3 separate regions of the Homo sapiens genome follow, and regions 2 and 3 are each linked to region 1. Evidence: chromatin contacts called from ENCODE Hi-C data. All regions are on one chromosome and are shown on one strand. The core of a region is the stretch at or near the end of the contact, and the rest is flanking DNA. Distances in the headings are between cores, read along the strand shown.

Region 1 (2,659 bases), core at 63-2,562:
TTCCCTGGGTAACAGGAAGAATGTAACTTCTGTCACAATAGCGGAAAGATAGAAACAACCCATCATTAACTGATGAATGAATAAACGAAATGTGGTAGAGATGTATGATGGAATATTATTCAGCCATCAAAAGGACTTGAGATACTAATTCATGTTACCACGTGGCAAAAACCTGGAAACATCTTATTAAGTGAAGGAAGCCCAGACACAGAAGGCCACATATTGTGTGATTCCATTTTCATGAACTGTCCAGAGTAGGCAAATTTGTAGAGGCGGAAAGTAGATTACTGATTGCCAGGGATTAGGGGCAGAGGGAAATTAGATAATTGGTTAATGGGCATAGGGTTTCCATTTGGGATGATTAACCCGTTTTGAAACTAGAGACAGGAGGTCGTACAACATTGTGAATATACTAAGTGTCACTGAATTCCACACTTTAAAATGGTTAACATCTGAATTTTACCTCCTTCCCTCCCAAAAAACACAACAACAAAGGCTCTGGGTTTATCTTTTCTCATCTGACCTACGCAACCCCATACATTGTCCCTCTGGGTTTCAGTTTCCTAATCTGCAAAATGGGCACATAAATAATACTAATCTCCAAAGGCAGCCATGAGCAATAAACCCACAGCTGCCACGGAGCAGGCATTCCATCACAGTGAGCTGTTCATAATACGGTTATTTTTATTGTTGTCCTTGACTGTCTTTCATTTCCCCTCCTTCTTCCTCCCTCTCTCAAAATACCCTCATCCTCTTCTCAGCATATGCGTCACTCCCTCTTTGTGTCTTTCTGTATGACTAAGTTTCTCTTTGAATATTCCTGCTGCTGAACAACATGTCCACGTTTAAATTGGCCCCTTCTTCTGGCATCACCAAGAGTATCTTCTTTGACATTGTTGGCCATAGGCACATCCTTCTTAGCCCTTCACCGCTTCTCACTGAAGGTCTCCTATAAACTAGTAATTCACACTCAGATCCTCATTCTACCCTCCGGGTTACTGGGGGGAAAGTCTGTTTTTGCCACCTCTTGAGAGTGCTCTTGGATTCCAGCTGGAGTCAGGTCACTTTGGAATCAACACAAAGTGACCCTCAACCAGCTCTGCCACCATCCCCAGCAGTGCAGTCTTCCCTCAGACCTCGGTTCCCTGTCTCCTTTTCTTCTTAGTAGACCAGAAAACAAAGTTTTTGTCCAGACATTATTACCTTGTTTACAGGTTGGTTGAAAGCTGGGCATTTTTGTTGTCTCTTTTCCATCCCTTTTCTGGGAAAAGGGGAGCACTGAACAAAGAAAAGAATTAATTAGGGCCTGCAAGCAAGTGACCAGGAACTCCATCTCATGACCACATGAACGAAGCACCATGTGTTCTTACAATTCAGTGGGAAACTCCTAGCCCTTCAGTCACTCTGAATCTCAGTGGCTTGTGACTTGGTGTTGCTTGTTTCTTCCTCTGAGGCAGCCAAGAAAGAAAATAACAGCACAAAACCACTGAAGTCCTATAGATGATGAGCCTCTCAGGTTTTAAGGATGATGGAGCAGTAGAAAAATTGTAAACCATAATTAATCATCCAACAAGATGATCAGAGAGGCGTGAAAGCTTATCTCCATACAAATTCTGTAAGTGGAATGTCTCTGTGAACTGTGCAAATCTTACAGAAGAAACAAAGGGATTTCCCGAGGAGAAGAGCTAAGATCCTAGAGAGATGCCTCTAGGTAAGAGAAACCCAACAGCCTTAAAGGTGGGGCTAGAAAACAGCAGAGTTTTGGCTAAATTGGGTCTGGAAAGATGAGAGGCTCCCAAAGAGAGAGGACATGGTGGAGGAACTAGACAGACTTCCCCAGGGGTGGCCCAGACCCAAGGAACAAAGGGAGGACTCTCTGAAGTCTACAATCAGGGAGCAAATATTGCAGCACTGGGAAATGTCCTGAGACACCTGGACCAAGGTCCTCAGAGACTGCCAACGAAAGGAGGCCAGGGCGCAGGTTAGTTATATTCACACCGCCTAGCACAGGGCCTGGGACATGTAAGCATTTCTTTATTATTTTTTTTTAAAGGAGTCTCACTCTTTGTTGCCCAGGCTGGAGTGCAATGGTGCGATCTCAGCTCACTGCAAACTCCGCCTCCCAGGTTCAAGCGATTCTCCTGCCTCAGCCTCCCGAGTAGCTGGGATTACAGGCATGTGCCACCGTGCCCGGCTAATTTTGTATTTTTAGTAGAGATGGAGTTTCTCCATGTTGGTCAGGCTCCCGACCTCAAGTGATCCGCCCGCCTCGGCCTCCCAAAGTGCTGGGATTACAGGTGTGAGCCACCGCGCCCGGCCGCATGTGAGCATTTCATGAATACTTGCTAAATGAGCGACTGACCAAGTGAAAGAATGAAAACCAGACCTAGACCCCAAAAGACAGGGGAGAGAATTGATTACCCTTTTTGAAGCTTTTATGAATCTCAATTAAATCGGGATACTCCTTCAGGTTAATCCTGCTGAACAGGACTGACAGAACTGAACAATCAAACACCTTCTCCAGGTGGCAGAGAACCTGATACACAACTCTCTGTATAGGAATCGAGTTTATACGGGCTTCTTGAGAATACTGTTAAAAAATTCAATGGTAAAAGTATACAAAATAATAGCTTTAAAGTTAAAAAAAGATTGACAATGT
Region 2 (2,659 bases), core at 88-2,587, 390 kb after region 1:
CAGGCATGAGCCACTGCGCCCGGCTTATGCCCAGCTAATTTTTGTATTTTTTGTAGAGATGGGGTTTCACCATGTTGCACAGGCTGGTCTTGAGCTCCTGGACTTAAGTGATCCTCTCACCTTGGCCTCCCAAAGTGCTGGAATTACAGGCATGCACCATCGTGACTGGCCCAGTATCAGGTATTTCTTTATAGCAATGCAAGAACAGACGAATACACACGCAGTGGAGTATTACTCAACATTACAAAGGAAGGAGATTCTGACCCATGCTCTCATATGGATGAAACTTGGAGACATTATACTAAGTCAAATAAGTCAATCACAAAAAGAAAAATACCGTATGATTCCACTTAAAGAGGTACCTAGGGTAGTCAAATGCATAGACATAGAAATTAGGATTATGGTTGGTTGCCAGGAGCTGGGGGAAGTGGGGGATGGGGAGTTGGTGGTGGTTGTACTAGGTGAACATAACTTAATTCCACTGAACTCAACACTTACAGTGGTTACAATGGTGAATTCTAGGTTATGTCTATTTTACCACAATTTTTAAAAATAATTTAAAATCCATGATAAATAGAGTGACCATATAGTTTATTGTCTAAACTGGGACACTTTGGGCAATGAAAGTGGATGCTTTTAATAACTACACCTCGATCCTAGGGGTTAAAGAGACTGCCCTAGGTAGCCTGGGGGTTCCCCAAAATAGTCACTTCTCCACTTACTTCAGTTGAAAGTGTCTTCTTCGCCTGGTAAATATTCAGTACAGTAGCTATGGAAGAAATGTCACCATGAACGGTGCCAAGATATAATTATTCCTGTTCTGGAATGTCAAACTTTAACATTTTGGCCACAATATTCTCTTTTGATCACATTGTCATAATAATTTTGGGATAAAGTGGATGTATCCAGAAGTCCATTCTATGTTGGGACACTTGGCATTGCTCCATGCTTGTGTGGGGGTGGCACCTTTACCTCCCTGCCTCAATCCTCCCCTTCCCTCCCACTGTCCCCTTCCACCTATCCTTTCAGGTAGGTCTTACACAAATGGCCCCTCCTCTGTCCTGTCTTTCCTGATCCACCCTGTGGCATTTCTCCACTTCCAAACTTCTCTGGTGCTTTTACTTGGCGTCAGGTGACATGCGATAAGACCTGGATTAATTAGTTAATGTTAATAACATCTGCTTGACTGCCAATCCTGAAAAATACCGTAATTAACATCATCAACCAGCCATAGGGAAACCACCTTGGACCTCCCCGTGTAAACTACTTTGGGCAGTGCCTTGGGTTTTTCAAGAGTTTGTCAGGCACTTGAGGTTGAGGCTCGAAGAAAGAATATTATTTGATTCTTAGCCATGGTGGGAACCGACATTTATCTAAGTGTTTTTCATAGACAGGAAGTGGTAATTCTCACCCTCCCTGATCTGGGCTCTGACTCACTGGGGTGCCCCAGCCTCTGGGCCTGGGCTCACTAGTGGTAGCCAGCTGACCTGAGCATCAGAGTAAGATGCGTGCCTGAAAAATTCCCCTGGTGGGGCCGGTCATGAAAAGTGCCGTTCTCCTCATTCATGTGGTTTTGTCAGGATGCCCGGATTCCGCAGGCCCGGGCCAGTTATTTTGAGCACACAAGTCACTTTAAAAGACCCCTAAAGGTCACTGGTCCCAAGGATTATTTCACCCCCTCACCACAGTTAATGTCGTCTCCCCACCTCTGTTTTTCTGTATTCCCATAACACATTCTGAGTGTGGCTATGTGATGTAAAGAGCTGTTTTCATGCAAATGTTCAGGGTAACATCATGCATAGTGTCTTAGTTCATCTCCTGCCGCTATACCAAAATACCACAGACTGGGTAATTTACAAGGCACAGACGTTTATTTGGCTCATGGTTCTGGAGCTGGGAAGTCCAAGAGCGTGGTGCTGGTATCTAGTGAGGGCCATCCCATGGCGGAAGGCATCACGTCGTGAGAGAGAACACACGCGAGAGGAAGGAAAGAGGGGCAGAATTCCCTGATTTTATATCTAAGTCACTCCTGTGACAGCTAATCCAGTACCCCAATAATGGCCTGAATCCACTCATGAGAGCTGTGTTCCCATGACCTAATCACCACTTAAACGTGCCACTTCTCAACATTGTTGCACTGGCAATTAAGTTTCCAACACATGAACTTTGGGGGACACATTCAAACCACAGCACTTAGAATATAACAGGATTGCCCCCCTACAGCCATGAGTCCCTTGGATCACCAAGTTAATGTAACAATAACAAAGTCTAATATGATTTACAGGAAATTGGAAGCTTTAAGTAGCCTCGTGAAGCCAAAGGGCAGCATTAGAGCATATCTTTTGACACCCGAAGCTTGTGTCAAAAAGGGTATTAACAGTTGACCGCCTCACACCCACGAGGATGACTATAATTTTTTAAATGGAAAATAACCATTGGCAAGGATGTGGGAAAACCGGAACCCTCCTACTTTGCTTGTGAAAAATGTAAAACGGTGCAGCTGATGTGGAAATCAATTTGTTGGTTCATCAAAAATTTAAACATGGGGCCAGGTGCAGTGGCTCACGCCTGTAATCCCAGCACTTTGGGAGGCCAAGGCGGGCAGACCACGAGGTCAGGAGTTCGAGACCAGCCTGGCCAACATTATGAAACCCCGACT
Region 3 (2,659 bases), core at 89-2,588, 330 kb before region 1:
CCAACACAGCACATGTATACATATGTAACAAACCTGCACGTTGTGCACATGTACCCTAAAACTTAAAGTATAATAAAAAAAATTTCTATTCTCACTCCCTCTATGGAAATAAAAAAGGGTATCATTCCTCTGCTGGTAGATACTTTTTTATGATTTTTTCACAAACTTGACAAAGCCTTCAGTGTAATGGTATTCTACCATCTAATTGGCAGAACTTAGATCAACTATTTGTGAGACTAAATGGTATTTTTGACCAGTACTTTCCATTATGTCATTGGATCATGCAGTGGTTTTTCAGAGTACTCTGATAGGTGTTATAATTTTACTCACAAAAACCTCAAGACTTAGATAGGGAAGGTGCTGTTATTGCTGTTTTAAGGAGCCAGAAACACAGAAATGCATGTGACACGGGTGTTTGATAAGACCCAAGAAAAAAGAAAGAGCAGAGACCAGTGTCCTGGATGACTCCTTACAGGCTTTCAGTTCTATGAGGTGGGCATGGGTTGGGGTGGGGTCTCATAGTCTGAGTCCAATGTGGATGCCCAAAGGGTTTTTAGGAATCCAAGAGACTCTACCAGGGTTCAATGGAAAGAGACTTTTATCTAACAAATAAAGAAAGATTAGGGAGAGATAAGGAAACATTATCAAGAGTTGGAAAATACTTGAATGTAATCTACGATACGAGATAGGAGATATCCAGAAAAATAGAGCCAGAAAAGAGAAACAGAGAGGCAATATGAAAAGTATATGTAGCACATCACTGAAGGAGGAAGAGACAGTAAGGGAGAGGAGATGTTAAGAAGAGAAAGTCCAGAAAGCCGAAAAGAACCATAGATGCCGTCATAGAGTAATAAAAAGATATCACTAGTAGAAGGGGCTATCACTTAGGCTGGGTGCAGTGGGTCACCCCTGTAATCCCAGCAATTTGGGAGGCCAAGGCAGGTGGATCACTTGAGGTCAGGAGTTCAAGGCCAGCCGGGCCAACATGGCAAAACCCCATCTCTACTAAAAATACAAAAATTAGCTGGTTGTGGTCGAGCACACCTGTAGTCCCAGCTACTCGGGAGGCTGAAACAAGAGAGTTGCTTGAACCCGGGATGTGGAGGTTGCAGTCAGCTGAGATCACATCACTGCACTCCAGCCTGGTGACAGAGCAAGATTCCATCTCAGAAGAAAAAAAGAAAAAATAAGGGGCCACCACTTAATATCAAACGAAAGGCTGAATTTATTGTTCAGTTAAGGGATAGTTGTGCTTGTGGGTCAGTTTCTCTGAACAGAGAACGTTTGTGGAAGTGTGGATCTCGGTGACTGGCGGCCTTCAAAAGTGAGATTTGTTAGTGGTTAGCTGACCTTTAGTGAAAGCAGGGTCACTGGAGTGTGGCTGTTACTGACTGTCTGACTTTCAGAAGCATGGGGAAGTCAATGGTTGGCTGGCTTTCAGAGGCCTGTGTACTGGCCAGAAGCTATTGTTGATTAATTGGGATGATTCTGGTTGTTATTGACCATATGGCCAAACAATAATGAGTTTTCCTAGAAGTGTAGCAACTTTCAATTATCAGTTTCCCCTTTAGGAAATCTCTCATCTAAAGCTGCAGGAGGCACCATCAAGTATTTTCCCCATCCAAGATGTCTTTTCTGGAAGAGGACCCTGGAAACAAAATCCTAGGATTCCCCTTCACTGAGTAGGAGTTATAGAGTTGCTAGATTGAGAGTGTTATCCTTGCAAAGGATGACATAAGAAAAAGTAATGATGTTTTACAATACGTTAATGGAATGGCAGACAACTGTTGAAAGTTTTTAATTAGCAGCAGAATTGTGCTGCTTGCAATACTATCCTATTTATTCCCTTTTGCTCCAAGAATACTCACCAGCCACCCTTGTGGCTGCAGCGTTTATCCCAAGTAAATTTGCCATGAAATATCTTGCTTTTATTATTATTTTCACATCACTCTAATATATTGACTTTGGAAACAAAAGACATTCTTCTAATTATAGCATTCTGGTTTTAGTAGTGGTATTTCCATTTACAAAATACAGTAATTGTTGATCACTGAAAATGTCAAATCCTGGAAAACGTGGCTTTCCCACATGTGCTGTTAACATTGTTACTGAACAATTGTTGGCCGAAGATTCATTTGATGAATCATATATTTTTAAAATAGATGATTCTGATATGGTTCTGTTTAGAAATAACTCCAAGAACAGTTTATATATTTTATTTTCACATTGAAAATCAATCATGTTTGCTTCAGCCTCAAAGAATGTGTTTACGTAAAATTAAATGAGTGCAGCAAGCTGCACTTTTTTTTTTTTCTAAACGGGAACAGAGTTAAAGTTGATCCAAGTACAAAATCTCCAGAACCATGGACTAATGCAGTCACCTGCAATTGCTTTGAGGCAACTAGGATGAGATGTGGCTACTAGCAATGGCTCTTTGATGTCTGTCACGTTTTGAAGTGATACCCCTAGAGCATGGCCTGTTTGTTTATTTATTTATTTATTTATTTTTATTTTTCCGTAAGTTATTGGGGTACAGGTTGTATCTGGTTACATGGGTAAGTTCTTTAGTGGTGATTTGTGAGATTTTGGTGCACCCATCACCTGAGCAGTATACGCTGCACCATATTTGTAGTCTTCTATCCCTCGCACCCCTCCCACT

What was found. A loop is a pair of places that touch in the nucleus more often than their neighbours do. Pooled maps may share reads with other maps.
Region 2: a loop to region 1 is called in a map with no recorded cell type, with 4 times the contacts of the local background. The contact joins two enhancer-like sites. A Hi-C loop is called at or near these places in 6 of 37 single-sample maps with no recorded cell type and 6 of 50 pooled maps.
Region 3: a loop to region 1 is called in a pooled map, with 3 times the contacts of the local background. The contact joins two enhancer-like sites. A Hi-C loop is called at or near these places in 11 of 37 single-sample maps with no recorded cell type and 10 of 50 pooled maps.

Annotation. Positions count from the first base shown.
Region 1 is chr2:230,582,384-230,585,042 of GRCh38, forward strand. All of the region lies in intron 1 of LOC112268431 (a long non-coding RNA gene), which reads right to left. Among named protein-coding and RNA genes, the nearest start is that of LINC01907, 120 kb to the right of the region's middle. RefSeq lists enhancers at 491-710, 1,831-1,970. Within about 2 kb of position 1,313, at least 2 of the 41 ENCODE cell types and tissues checked have a DNase peak (open chromatin) inside an H3K27ac peak, as active enhancers do.
Region 2 is chr2:230,972,939-230,975,597 of GRCh38, forward strand. No RefSeq gene overlaps it. Among named protein-coding and RNA genes, the nearest start is that of SPATA3-AS1, 22 kb to the right of the region's middle. RefSeq lists enhancers at 1,183-1,232, 1,353-1,492. Within about 2 kb of position 1,338, at least 4 of the 41 ENCODE cell types and tissues checked have a DNase peak (open chromatin) inside an H3K27ac peak, as active enhancers do.
Region 3 is chr2:230,256,598-230,259,256 of GRCh38, forward strand. All of the region lies in intron 12 of SP140 (SP140 nuclear body protein), which reads left to right. Among named protein-coding and RNA genes, the nearest start is that of SP140, 32 kb to the left of the region's middle. RefSeq lists an enhancer at 1,194-1,263. Within about 2 kb of position 1,339, at least 2 of the 41 ENCODE cell types and tissues checked have a DNase peak (open chromatin) inside an H3K27ac peak, as active enhancers do.